Regions from separate parts of the Homo sapiens genome. Here region 1 is linked to region 2. A link is an interaction called in ENCODE POLR2A ChIA-PET data of the cell type or tissue named here. Cell type or tissue: PC-9. All regions are shown on one strand.

Evidence for each region. ChIA-PET counts read pairs that join two places held together with the same protein. Peaks named below come from ENCODE experiments on the same cell type or tissue, not always from the same donor. Only the 100,000 strongest peaks of a DNase experiment are listed, where the experiment ranks them.
Region 1: POLR2A ChIA-PET joins it to region 2 with 5 read pairs; 2 of 35 experiments call an interaction of 5 or more read pairs at or near these places.

The regions. Positions count from the first base shown.
Region 1 is chr1:51,620,506-51,624,505 of GRCh38, reverse strand. The region is part of intron 1 of OSBPL9 (oxysterol binding protein like 9); the gene reads right to left. LOC105378719 (a long non-coding RNA gene) reads left to right here and starts at 1,962. Exons shown (of 3, transcript XR_947339.4): 1 at 1,962-2,034. RefSeq lists enhancers at 1,873-2,012, 1,156-2,355. In PC-9, no CTCF peak of the experiment used is centred here; a DNase peak (open chromatin) is centred at 1,855; H3K4me3 peaks cover 2,008 bases; H3K27ac peaks cover 3,788 bases.
Region 2 is chr1:51,883,144-51,887,143 of GRCh38, reverse strand. No RefSeq gene overlaps it. Among named protein-coding and RNA genes, the nearest start is that of NRDC, 6.4 kb to the right of the region's middle. RefSeq lists a silencer at 3,621-3,821. In PC-9, no CTCF peak of the experiment used is centred here; no DNase peak of the experiment used is centred here.

The sequences.
Region 1 (4,000 bases), 260 kb after region 2:
AGCGATTCTCCTGCCTCAGCCTCCCAAGTAGCTGGGATTACAGAGGTGTACCACCATGCCCGGCTAATTTTTGTATTTTTAGTACAGACGGGGTTTTACCATGTTGGTCAGGCTTGTCTTGAACTCCTGACCTCAAGTGACCCACCTGCCTCGACTCCCAAAGTGCTGGGGGATTACAGGCATGAGCCACTGCACCCAGCCCATTTAGATTTAGATACAATTTTTCTTTTGTTCCTTTTATAATTCTAAAGCTACTCTATTAGATTTGGACTACTAAAATGTACCATATAGCCAGGCAAGGTGGCTCACACCTGTAATCTCAGCACTTTGGGAGGCTGAGGCAGGTGGATGATCTGAGGTCAGGAGTTCAAGATCAGCCTGGTCAACATGGTGAAACCTCGTCTCTACTAAAAATACAAAAATTAGCCAGGCCTGGTGGTGGGTGCCTTAATCCCAGCTACTCGGGTGGCTGAGACAGGAGAATTGCTTCTACCCAGGAGGTGGAGGTGGTAGTGAGTGGAGATCGTGCCACTGCACTCCAACCTGGGTGACAGAGCGAGACTCCGACAAAAAAAAAAAAGTACCATATATAAGCTCAATAAAAATCATATTTGATATATTCAAGAATGGTTTACTTAGAAAAGAATAAATTTGCTTTTAAATGTTTGATGGGAGTGGTGCTGATACCTTTCCAGGAGAATCTGAGACTACTTTTACATGTTTGCAAGAGAAATATATACATTTAAGCTATTCAAAAATCTAAAATCTAATAATTAGATGGTAGATTTTTTTATCATCTACTAAACATTGCTAAAGACTGCCAAATAACACTTAAATGTGTTTTGACTAGCAGTGGTTTTAAAATGCAAAGTCATTACAAGTCTCTTCCAGACAGTGTGTAACAGCAAAGAACATATGATTTCTCTAACGACTCCTTTTACAAGGAATATCTTGAGTAGCCCAGGTAACTTACTAATTCAGTTTCTAACCCTCTCTCCAAAAGCAATACAAATCAAGAAAGAGGGTTAAACATTTGTGGGTAATGACTAAACAAATCATATTTAGCTATTCCTTAGCTATTCCTTTTTCCAGTTCCCACTGTCATTGTCCTAAATCTTTACTATACTCCTTGCGTCCTGACTGTATCCTCATTTTTAACATTGACCTTGCTTCCCATCCCTACACCATTTAAGCATATTCCTATTTTAGAAACTGTTCCCCTCCATTCCACATTCCATGTCCTCTTTGCCCTTTCTACAATGAAACATCTTGAATAACCTCCATTCGCTTCATATATTTCCTGCCTCCTCTTTACTCTTCAAGCCACTCCAACCTGCATTCCATACCTACCACTCCATGGAAACTGCTCTGCCTAAGAACATCAATGATGTTCATCAATCCAATGGATATGCTTTAGATCTCATCTATTTAATCCTTTCAGCAGTATTCAAGCCAATTTACTACTTCCACCTTGCCATCCATGACTGCCACATTCTTCTAGTTTTTCTCTTACATCTCTGGCATCCCTTTTCACTCTCCTGTGCAAGCTTTTTTCCTCTGCCAATCCCTTAAATTGTGATTGTGGTGGTTTAAAATTTGTCCACAAATTCTTTTCAAAAGATAAAGCCTAATTTCCCTCCTCATGTCTGAAATTCCCATCCCCAGGAGCATGAGTGGAATTTAATGGCTTGTCTCTAATGAACAGAATAAGGCAGAAGTGGTGGTCTCTGACTAGGTCATAAAAGGGATTGAGGCTTCCTCTTTGCTCTCACTTGGATCACAGCCAGCTGCTCTGTCATGATGACACTTAAGCAGCTCAATGGAGAGGCTACCTGGTGAGGAATGAGGCCACCTTCCAACAGCCAGCAAGGAACTGCCACTTTCTGACAACAGCCATGTGAGTCATCGTGGAAGCTGATCTTCCTGCTCCAGTCAAGCCTTTCAGATGACTGCAGCACTGGCTAATATATTGACTACAACTTCATAAGAGACCCTGAGCCAGAACTCAAAGTTCTGACCCACGAAAACTATGAGGTAACAAACTGTTGTTTTAAATTGCTACATTTTGGAGTAATCTGTCATAACGCAATAGATAACTAAATCCAGTGGTATTTTCCAGAGTCCTATCCAAAGATCTCTATTCTACTCACTCTCTCAACTCTCCATATATGAAAAACTAATATTTATCTGCAGCCCAGATTTATTTTATGTTTTACTGACTGATAAGAGGATATGCAGCCCAGATTTTTGTCCCAAGCTCCAGACTGTAACACATCTTTATGTCAATTTCAACATGCCCCAAAGCAACCACTTCTCTCCCCCAACCTGTTCTTCCTATCTTCCTTTTTATCATTCAACCAGCTCAAGCTGAAAACCTGGATGTCTTCAGACTCTTCCCCTTTCACTCACATCCAATCACTAAATCCCATCAAAAGCAACCTCCTGATTACTTCTCCGCAACCATATTCTTTAAAATAAAAAAAAAAACACACATTTCACCTGAACCTACTGATCAATTTTAACATCATAGAGAGACAAGCTAACATCATATGCCTCTTGATTTGATAGGTTCCACCTATATTCTTGCCCAAAAGAAAAAAAATAAATTTGATTAAGCTTTCAGCTCAAATTATCAATTTATATAGGAAATACAGAGGACAAAGGAACCTGTTTAAACATACCAAAATGATGCTTCCAACAAAATCCAAAATGCAGAAAATTCTACAGAGTAAATGACCTGGTGTCTTAGACAAATAAATGGCCAAGAAAAAGAGAGGGAGAACTAGAGATTAAAAGAGACTCTATAATTTTATATGCAGATCTTGTTTGGAATTCTGACTCAAACCAACTGGTAAGGAAGAAATGTTTGCGACATTCTAGGAAATTGAACAGACTGGATATTTGATATTAATAAATACTACTATTTAGCTGTAATAAAAGTGTTTTGATAACATTCTTTTGAAAATAGAGGGACCTTAACTTTCTTTTTTTTTTTTTTTTGAGACGGAGTCTTGCTTTGTCGCCCAGGCTGGAGTGCAGTGGGACCATCTCGGCTCACTGCAAACTCCACTTCCTGGTTCAAGTGATTCTCCTTGAAGGGAGAGGCTGAATTCTTGGCCTCCCAAGTAGCTGGGATTACTGGCGCTGGCCACAGCAGGGCAAATTTTTGTATTTTTAGCAGAGATAGTGTTGGCCAGGCTAGTCTTGAATTCCTGACCTCAGGTGATCTCCCCGCCTCGGCCTCCCAAGGTGCTGGGATTACAGGCGTGAGCCACCATGCCTGGCCACATACTGAAATATTCACAAGAAATAATAATCTGGGATCTGCTCTAAAAATAATTCAATAGAGGAGGAAGGAGTTAATGGGAGTACTAATAAAACAAGACTGGCCATATGTTGATACTTGTATAAGCTGGATGAAATGAATTCATTTTACCGTCCTCTTTAGTTTTATGAATGTTAAAAATTTTCTATAATAGGCTGGGCACAGGGGCTCACGCCTGTAATCCTAACATTCTGGGAGGCCGAGGCAAGTGAATGCTTGAGCCCTGAAGTTCGAGGCCAGCCTCAGCAACATGGTGAAACCCCGTCTCTACCAAAAATACAAAATTAACCAGTCTTATCAAAATAAATGAATAAATAAAATAGATTTATTTTTTTAAATTTCTATAATAAAAGATTTTTCAATAATAATAAAAAGTGCTTACAACACTGAAATAGCTCTCCACTGCCCTGGGGATAAAGTTCAAATTCCTTAACATGGTTTGCCAAGAAAGCCTTTCATTATCTGTCCTCCTGCTTAGCTCCCCAGTTCATCTCTCACTACTACCTACCTCACAGCCCAACCTCCAGAACTGACAAGCTGCTTACTCTTCTCTCCTCCAAAAAACTTTTATTCCCTTTGTCTCAAGCACTTTTCCCTCTCTGCTCATACGGCTAATCTCTCCTCATCATTCAAGTCAAAACAAACCTGCTTCTCCAAGGAAACCTTTCCTAACCC
Region 2 (4,000 bases):
TGTAGAGACGGGGTTTCACCATGTTGCCCAGGTTGTTCTCAAACTCCTGGCTTGAGCAACCCACCCGCCTCGGCCTCCCGAAGTGCTGGGATTATAGGTGTGAGCCACCGTGCCTGACCATGAGTACTATTTTAGATAGAATAAGAAAAGGCCTCTCTTAAGAGTGACATGTTTTCTGACATATGACTGGTGTGAAGAACTCAGCTATGCAAAATTTAGAGTAAGAACACTCCAGGCAGAGAGGCAGAGGTAATGGCCCTAAAGCAGGAACTACTCTAGTGTGTTGAAGGACATTAAAAAGCCAGTGTGACTGGAGCAAAAAGCTGAATGGTAGATGAGATGGTAGACTTAGAGGAAGGACAGAAATAATTAATAAGCAAGCCATATAAGCGATAGCAAGAGGCTGGATTTTATTCAAAGAGCAAAGGAATGCCATGATGGGTTTCTTAAAAGCGAATAATATAATTAGATTTTTAAATATTATTTTGTGTCTTTACATTCTTCTTTCCAGGCAGAGTTTCAAAAAATATGTATCTTTAGTCCAGAGATGAGGAGCAACTTAGCTTGATTTGTGATAAAATAATATTTCATTTGTCACATTTTTTAGAGTCACTCCTAATTTATCACGAAGTTTTGAACATCAAATTCTTCTAGAACTATGTTTATAGTATAGGAGAAAACTTTTTTTTTTTTTTTTGAGACAGAGTCTCACTGTGTTGCCCAGGCTGGAATGCAGTGGTGCAATCTCAGCTCACTGCAACTTTTGCTTCCTGCGTTAAAGTGATTTTTCTGCCGCAGCCTCCCAAGTAGCTGGCATTACAGGCATGAGCCACCATGCCCGGCTAATTTTGCTATTTTTAGTAGAGATGGGGTTTCACCATGTTGGCCAGGCTGGTCTCGAACTCCTGACCTCAGGTGATCCATCTGCCTTGGCTTCCCAAAGTGCTGGGATTACAGGCATGAGCCACCGTGCCTGGCTGAGAAAACTATTTCTATGGTCACACAAATTGCTTGGTATATTGTGCACACATTCAGTTTCGGGGGAGAAGACTCCATAAGAACATGCCTACTTCTTGACCTAGATACAAAGCTGCCAAATGTGGATAGCAATCAGTGGGTGGGACAATTAATAACCAGAGCTCCAAAGGTATAATTTCTTAGCGCATGGGCCCTGGACAAAATGTTGAAGTGGGTAATATTTCTCTTGTTACCTACCTCTTCTTTCTGTGTCTTTCCCCCTAGATTTAGCAATCTCTTCACCTACCCCAGATTCATAGTGATCTGAAGTTGCCTAGAGTGTGCTTCGAACTAGAGGAAATAAAACATATCCATTCACAAAATGGGTTAGTTTTTCAATCCTTTCGAGGGTGTTATTGGCATTTAACAAGAGTTATAAAAAGGGACATAAATCACTAATGAAGGAATTTTAGACATTAAAGCAAGGGGGAGATAATTTGGGGTTTGAGATGTTAATGGGCTCATACTATTCCAATCTACTCAATGTAGAGTCAACATTCCACATTTCTGCCTTATCCTGACTTTCAATTATAAAGATGGATAATTAAGAATAATTTATCTTTTAATTTTTAAAAGTAAGGCTGAGGCTGGGCACGGTGACTCACGCCTGTAACCCTAGAACTTTGGGAGGCTGAGGCGGGTGGATAACCTGAGGTCAGCAGTTCAAGACCAGCCTGGCCAACATGGCAAAACCCCGTCTCTACTAAAAATACAAAAAATTAGCCAGGTGTGGTGGTGCATGTCTGTAATCCCAGCTACTTGGGAGGCTGAGGCAGGAGAATTGCTTGAACCTGGGAGGCAGAGGTTGCAGTAAGCCGAGATCACGCCATTGCACTCCAGCCTGGGCAACAGAGTGAGACTCCATCTACAAAAAAAAAAAAAAAAATTAAGGCTCAGATCTGTCCCTTTTGCATTGACTAAATTAACTTTCAGAGGCAGGGATCGAACACAGAAATGAGCTGTTTTTAATTTTCATGATTTCTAAACTTTCACCAGAATAATAGGGAGACAAGGCTCACCAAATCTGATGGGAGGGAAATCCTTGAGGTAAAAATGGAAAGGAGTTTAAGGTGGCTGAAGACGAAGTGGAAATGTAAAAAAGCCTTTAAATACTGTACTCTCAGAAAGTCTGTCAGGGTCTGAAACCGAAGAAATATTAAGAAATTAAAAAATAAACTTAAAGAAAAAGTCTGGGTTGAGCCCAGTGGTGCACACCTGTAATCCCAGCACTTTGAGAAGCCAAGGTGGGAGGATTGCTTGAGGCCAGGAATTCAAGACCACCCTGGGCAACATAGTGAGACCCCCATCTCTTAAAAATAAATTAGCTAGGCATGGTGGTGCATGCCTGTAGTCCCAATTACTTGGGAGGCTGAGGTGGGAAGATTGCTTGAGTCTAGGAGGTTGAGATTGCAGTGAGCTATGAATACACCACTGCACTCTAGGCTGGGTGACACAGAAAGACCCTGTCTCAAAAAAGAAAAGAGAAGGTCTCGGAAAATGAGGTTAAAAATTACAGTCTTGTACTCTTTAACTTTATTGGGGATATCAAGTTCCTTTTAACTTCCTGATGCCTCAGTTTCCTTTTTTTTGGAGACAGAGTCTCACTCTGTTGCCCAGGCTGGAGTGAAGTAGCACAGTCTCAGTTCATTGCAACCTCGGCCCTCAGTTTCCTATATAATAGTTATACTTTCGCTGGGCACAGTGGCTCATGCCTGTAATCCCAGGATTTTGGGAGGCCGAGGCGGGCAAATCACTTGAGCCCTGGAGTTGAAGACCAGCCCGCACAACATGGACCCTGCCTCTACAAAAAGTACAAAAAATTAGCTGGGCATGGTGGTGCATGCCTGTGATTGTGGTTCCAGCTACTCGGGAGGCTGAGGCAGGAGAATCACTTGAGCCTGGGAGGCAGAGATTGCAGTCAGCCGAGATCATGCCACTGAATTCCAGCTTGGGTGAGAGAGCTAGACCCTGTTTCCAAAAAGGAAAACAACAACACCAACAACAACAACAAAGTAATAGCTTAATTTACCTGTTTCCTCTGAGGAATACTCTTTATAATACAAATGAGAGATGGTAACTTTCCAAATTATTTTAAATAGGAAAACAATACTTCTGGTTTGGAAGTCCTGGCTATGCCTATTGGTCATTTTTGAGTTTCACCTGAATAGGTATTTATCTTTATATCTGAAGACACCAGACTAAAATAATTCAGAGATCCCTTGCCAATTCTTATATTTTATATATCTAATCTGACACTTCTTTTTCTTTGAGACAGAGTTCAATTCTCCTGCCTCAGCCTCCTAAGTAGCTGGGATTACAGGCATGCGCCACCCAAGTAGCTGGGATTACAGGGGTGTACCACCACAGCTGGCTAATTTTTGTATTTTTAGTAGAGACAGGGTTTCGCCCTGTTGACCAGGCTGGTCTTGAACTCCTGGCCTCAACTGATCCTCCTGCCTTGGCCTCCCAAAGTGCTGGGATTACAGGCATAAGCCGCTGCACCGGGCCTCTGATCTGACACTTCTAACATGTGCTGTGGGTCAGAATTGTATTGGGCTCAGCATCAGAGGTATTTTTCCTGTGATCACACAGGTTTTCTTCTTAACACCCTGGTAGTTCCTTCTCAGTCTCTTTTGTGAGTTCTTCCTCTTCTGTAAGTTCCTCAAAGCTTTCTCCTTGGGCCCTTTTTTCACTTCACAATCTCAGTGTAGGTGATCTCATTCAATAAGCTTTGGTTACCACCTAGAAACCAATAAACCTCAAATTTTTATCTCCAATTTAGGTCTCTTTTCTGAGCTTCAGACCTGATCTTCATCTGTGTCTCTCACAAATAACTCAAACTTAACATGTCCAAAACTGAGCTAGTATACTCTTCTCCTACCAAAACTCCTTTTTCAGAATTTCCTGTTTACTGAGTTACTGGCACCATCATCGATCCATCCAGAAAACCAGACAGCAGGGAGTTATACCTAACACTTCTCTC